Linked DNA regions of Homo sapiens: region 1 is linked to region 2. The links are chromatin loops, found by intact Hi-C in ENCODE. Cell type or tissue: PC-9. All regions are shown on one strand. Links, peaks and the distances in the headings refer to the core of each region. The heading gives the core; the rest is flanking DNA. Region 1 overlaps THSD4 (thrombospondin type 1 domain containing 4). Region 2 overlaps THSD4 (thrombospondin type 1 domain containing 4).

Evidence for each region. Peaks named below come from ENCODE experiments on the same cell type or tissue, not always from the same donor. Only the 100,000 strongest peaks of a DNase experiment are listed, where the experiment ranks them.
Region 1: it touches region 2 in a loop (6-fold over the local background); 1 of 110 quality-filtered maps calls a loop at or near these places.

What each region holds. Positions count from the first base shown.
Region 1 is chr15:71,251,092-71,254,012 of GRCh38, reverse strand. All of the region lies in intron 5 of THSD4 (thrombospondin type 1 domain containing 4), which reads right to left. Among named protein-coding and RNA genes, the nearest start is that of THSD4-AS1, 63 kb to the right of the region's middle. In PC-9, for the core only: no CTCF peak of the experiment used is centred there; DNase peaks (open chromatin) are centred at 1,762 and 2,062; H3K27ac peaks cover 2,407 bases.
Region 2 is chr15:71,335,999-71,338,919 of GRCh38, reverse strand. The region is part of intron 6 of THSD4 (thrombospondin type 1 domain containing 4); the gene reads right to left. Among named protein-coding and RNA genes, the nearest start is that of THSD4-AS1, 150 kb to the right of the region's middle. In PC-9, for the core only: no CTCF peak of the experiment used is centred there; DNase peaks (open chromatin) are centred at 1,389 and 2,029; H3K4me3 peaks cover 756 bases; H3K27ac peaks cover 2,500 bases.

The DNA of each region.
Region 1 (2,921 bases), core at 331-2,830, 85 kb after region 2:
ATGAGTAAAATGGCTAATAGGCTAGACCACAAACCAATGCACATTCAGAATCATCTAGAATTGCTCAGTACTTGACAACATAAATGTCTGTTTCACGACTTGGAAAGGAGTCCACAATCCACTAAGTGTTAAAAAGATTATGTGTGTGGAGTGTGTGTATACATACACAGAGAGAGGTTAAAAGTGTTATCTCTGGAAGGTGATGTTATAGATGTTTTTAATTTATAATTAATCTTTAGTCTATTTGTGTTATTTAATTTTTTCTGCAATAAACATGTAATATTTATGTAATAAAAGTGACAATTGGCCAGATGCAGTGGCTCACGGCTATAATCCTAGCACTTTGGGAGGCCGAGGCAGACGGATCACTTGAGGTCTGGATTTCGAGACCAGCCTGCCAATATAGTGTAACCCTGTCTCTATTAAAAATACAAAAAATTAGCCGGGCATGGTGGCATGCACCTGTGATTTCAGCTACTCGGGAGGCTGAGGCAGGAGAATCACTTGAACCTGTGAGGCAGAGGTTGCAATGAGCTGAGATCACGCCTCTGCACTCTAGCCTGGGCGACAAAGGAAGACTCTGTCTCCAAAAAAAAAAAAGTGACAATGTATAAGTATAGAGCCCTGCCAAATACACCAGCCCTTAGCCAACTTTGCACATCTTTGCAGTTTATAATCTTAGGGTACGGCTTAATACTCCACTAATGCCTGGTGCTCTTACATCCATACACATCTGCCACCCAACTTATTGTGGGTCATTTAGGATACCCTGTCCCTTGGTCACCAATAAGTCATTTACATCTAAGCGTAGTCCAGTTCCCATCTAAGGCAGAAAAGCTTAACATGGCATTAGAGCCACAGTGATCAGCAGATCCACCTGCAGTTGCCAGGAGTCAGCTAAGCCCAGCAGGAGGTAACAAGGTAACAAGGTGTCCTGGTGGATGGGCATGGCCCTGTGTATGACTCCAGCAAGGACTCACATGACGCCAGGCAAACTGCAAGCCTGGAGGGCAGAGGGATGTGGCCAGAGAAATGCAAGGCTTCTTGGGCCCGGACGTGGAAGTGGGTTATTGAGGCAGCATTGTGGTACAGGCAAGGAAGGCAGAAGCCTGGACTGATGATGATGATGATGATGATGATGATGATACCTAACTTTTATTGAGCATTTATTAAATGTTAGACATTCCACTATGTGATTTACATATATTCAGCTCATTTAATCCTCACAATAACTATTATACCCATTGTACAGATGAGGAACCCAAGGCAACAAAAAGTTAAATGAGCTGCATAAGGTCATAGGGCTCATAAGTGGTGAAATCAAGATTTGAACCCTGACACTTTGCATCTAGAATCCATCATAGTAACCACTATGCCATGGTGCCCTTCGTGACTGTGTAGACAACAAAGTTAATTTGTGATGGGTCCCCAGACAAGAGAGCCATAACTGTGTCTTGTCAGGATAGGGCTAGAGGCCAAAGCCGGAATCAGCCCCCGAGGCCTGGCGAAGTGGCTGGCCTCCACCACAAGGAGCAGGGAGCTGCGGAGTGAGGATGAAAACCAAGCAGGGCCTGGGAAATCCTGTTTCATGTCTCTTTTATAGATTACATCTGTTTGTACTTCTCATACTATTATCGGGATGTGATCTCTCATTTTAACAGACTCTCTGAAGTGAAAACTTCCAGGTTACAGATCCTTTTACCCCTTTCTTAGGTTTTAAATTGGTTGTTTCCTGATGTCATGGACTGAGTCACCTTCACCTTATCAGTAATTGTCTGTACATTACACTGTGAACTGGCCCTGGGGGCAGGTTTCTTGCAGATAGCTGATCCTTTTCATGGGCAGAGATTCTTGTAATCTTAAGGCCAGAAAACTGAGACAGGGGAAAAGCCATGTAGATAGAGATCAGGCTCATTCAGGATGAGACCAACAAAGTCTGGAGATTTAGAGCCAAGTAATGCCTCTGGGAGATAACCTCCCTTCAAATGACTCCCACCCAAAAGAGGGAGGGATGTTTCCACTGGACTTTTAATGGAAGAGAAATAAAGACGTACTTTAATATGATTAGCTGAATCCTTATAAAGCAATATGAGCCCTATCCAAAGTTCTATCTAGACAATTGCCTGGGGTTGCTATGAGTCACAAATAGTATTATGGAAACTCCAGCCACATTTCTAGTGACCCTGGTTAATCTGAAATGACAACTGCCTGTACCCAACTTCACTGCTCAAGAGCCACCATCAGTGATCACACTGATGGTAATTAATTACTGTCATCTCCCCAGGAGACGGACAGCATCATCTCCAATGTAGCGGTGCCAAGGAACATGACCTTGAAGGCTGCCTGCGTCAGATATGTAATTTTTTTATCCTTTTCACTGCTATGGATTCAATCAAAAGACCAGCTACCATAGCAACATATGATGTATTTAATGTCACCACAGTCATGAAACCTTTTAAAAAAAGAAATCTAGAAAATGTCCCTGCACTGCCATGAGAAAGTGGCTGTGTGACCTTGGGAAAAACATTTTGCTTCTCCAAGTCTAAACTACCACAATTGAATAACAAGCCCTGTACCACCTTCCAGGCCCCAATCCCCAGGGGTTTTTATGGGGATTTTTAAGTGGTAATACATTAATGTTTCCAGCTCTCTGTAATGCTGAATAAATGTTTGCTGAAGTGGAGACACCAAATGTCCACTGTGGAGAATCCAGTAGTTCCAGAAGCCGTAATTGCTTGAAAAGTATGTGTTCTAAGCAAACATGCCCTTCCTTCCTTTCTCATCTACAGCTGGAAAATGGGCTTGTTTTCTAGCTATAGAGAAATAAAACCATGGGCCAAAATTTCGCTCCAGTTATCTTGCACATTTTTCAAATATGTTTAATATCTCCTTTCTCAAATTACACAGAACAAACTCAACCT
Region 2 (2,921 bases), core at 123-2,622:
ACTGACAGCCCCAGAACTCCAACTCTGGTTTCCAGACAATGGCCAGACCCTGACCTCAGTTCTGGCTACATTAAACTGGAGATTTCAGTCTTTCATAGGTCCACTCGGTTGGGTAGAGTTGGAAGGTCTTTTCTCCCTTGTCCCATTTCCCCCTTCTCTTACCTCCCACCAAGTGTCTGTTGCTGCAAGAGGCCAGTTAAGGGTGTCTTTTCCTTCTAATAATCTCAGTGTTTGGGCACAGATTAACCAAGCCCAAACAACAGAACTAACTCAAAAACAAAAGCTAAGCTCCAGCCCTGATGCAGTGAATACACGTGTTTGTAACTCCTCTGTCAACTACCTCCTAACCTCCTGCCTGTCTCTAAAGACACCATAAAAGGAGAAATCAGAGCCGAAAGAACCTCACTGCAGAGTAGATCAGTGTATTAATTTATAACAGTTCACATACTCTCGGCATTACCTCATGGCCCAATTCTAGGATCCACGCGCGAGTATGAACTGGAGCAATGTGAACCTCCCTGATATCTATAAGTGTTCAGACTCCGGTCCAAAGAGTGTTTATCATGCTACATGAAGCAGACCCCTTGCTTTCAGATCTTCCTGTCCTACTGCTGAGTGTTCGGAAAGAAGCTCAGAGTGGGGCGGGGGGTGGGGGTACCTAAGCCATCACCTGGAGAATCCTCCCATTTCATGGGATACCAAGACTGTAGGATTGGCTCAAGGTCACACAGCTAATTAGGGAAACTCCAGGATTCAAAGCTCAAACTTCTGATTCTTCAGTGTTTGAAACCATATTTTGAACCCAGTTCTTAGAGAAAAATAAGCAGATAAGATTTTGGGGCATTGATGGGGGAACAGTTTAATGATAGAACAGGGAAGAAAAATATGAGCACAATTCTTTTCTAGGTACAACAAGGCATTTTACATACATTTTTCCAGTTAATCCTCATAATCCTTCCAGGAACTTATCAGCTCCACCAGTTTACACAGGGAAGCGGCTGAGGCTGGAAGGACCAGAAAGTTGCCCACAGTCATTAGTAAATGAGAGCCCCATTTGACCTTCGAATTGCCCATTTCTGCCTACATCACATTGCATGCAGAAATCACTTTCCTAACCTTTACTCAAGCCTGCTGGGAACGTCTCCGGTGGGCTCAGCCTCTACTAGGTTCACCTGGGGTATGCAAAGGCCCTCCTCAAGTGTTCAGGCAGAGCCTCATCTTCCAGCCTGGCTGAGGGGCCCTCTCTCCCAGGGCCCAAGTTCTTGAGAACCTCCCAGAGCCCAGTAAGAATTTGCATAATTAATGACCTGCGGGCCAGAATGTCCAAGCCTCTCTCACCCCATCCCTGACTGGGAAACCTTTTAGCTATTTATCAGGCCAGACCTGTTTATCCAGTTTCCATTTGGGACAACTTTTCACATGTTAACTAGCTGATCCTTGTTAAGCTAGGGTTTGGCTCACAAGGCAAGTATTTGCGGTTTTTCTCCTGGGCTGAAACACTGAGTAAGGAGCATCAAGCCCTCCAGGGGCAGGTTTCCTCCCACTGCCTCAGGCTCTGCCCACTTTTCACTCCTGGCTCCCACAAGGGCATTGGGCCTGGCTCTACCCTCGGTCCCCCTGGACTGGAATGCAACCACATGCTGTATGTCCAGGTGGGGCCACTCTAGACCCTACCACTGGCCTGGCTGCTGCAGCCACTACCACCCCTTACAGTTCTTGGGTTGGAAAATGACCACTTCATGTTTTCAGTGTTGTACCCAACTAAGACACATCCACATGCACAGACTTCCTCTGCCTAGCCCAGGACCAAGGCGGTCACTACATCATTACAGTCCTTCTCTTTCCTCCTTGCCTCCCACTTCTCTCCAAAACAAAGCACATGCATGCACGCACACACTCCCTCTCCCCTCTCTCTCTGATTTAGCCCAAGGATTGGAAGGCCCTCAAGTAAACTGTGCCTTGCAAAAACTGCCCTTTGCCACCCTAAGGCATGTACTAAAATGTGATCAAAGTTACCTTCAGTTGACATGAAGGAACAGCATTTTCCACCGGTGAAAGTGTGAAAGTCTAGCTCGTTTTAACAGGTTTGACAGGTTTGTATGTCATTCTTAGACTCTCTCCTACTTCTTACAGAAAAATTAGATTGGGGTTAAATCCATTTACTGCTTCAGACACTGTATCCAAATTGCCAAATAAGGGAAAATAAGTTGTAAATTAAAATGATACTTTAAGGAACAGAAATGATAAATTTTTAGATTTGGGTTTGGAAAGCACCTCTTACAGAAATATAACACTTTATGTCTCTTAAAAAGTCTAATTCAGTGATTTGAACATGTGGTACTTCAAAACAAACTCAGATATGGTTCCACGTGGAATATAGTTCATGACCAGTGATAACTCCAAACATTCTGGATACTGATCTTCAACTTTAAGAAAAACAATCACACTCAAATTACTTTTTTCCCTTAACAGTTAAAATGATAAAGTATAAAATTCCTTGCTTTAAATATTGCTAATTAGAAATTTTAACTTTTCTATAACTTGAATTTGAATCTCTTCTGTTTAAATGACAACTGAATTTCAGATTTAACAAAATATTATGAACTCATAATAAAGGGTATTAATGTATTTGTTATCTACCACTTCCTTCCCTGTATCTTTGGGCCCTCACCACTCAGACCAAGGTTGTAACATTTTTATTCTAGAAGTTGAAAAACACTGCCCTAAATCCCTTGATTAAAAACATTCTAGAAGCTTGAGCATTTTGTGGGGAGAGGGAGACAGTGTGTGAACATGCCTCACATGTGCTGGCTGAGCAGGGGATGGCCTCCATCACTTTATTTCCTCTTCCTAATGGATTGCAATGCGAAAGGCCATCCACCGAGGTGATCTCTCCCCAATGATTGAGATTCTTTTTTTCA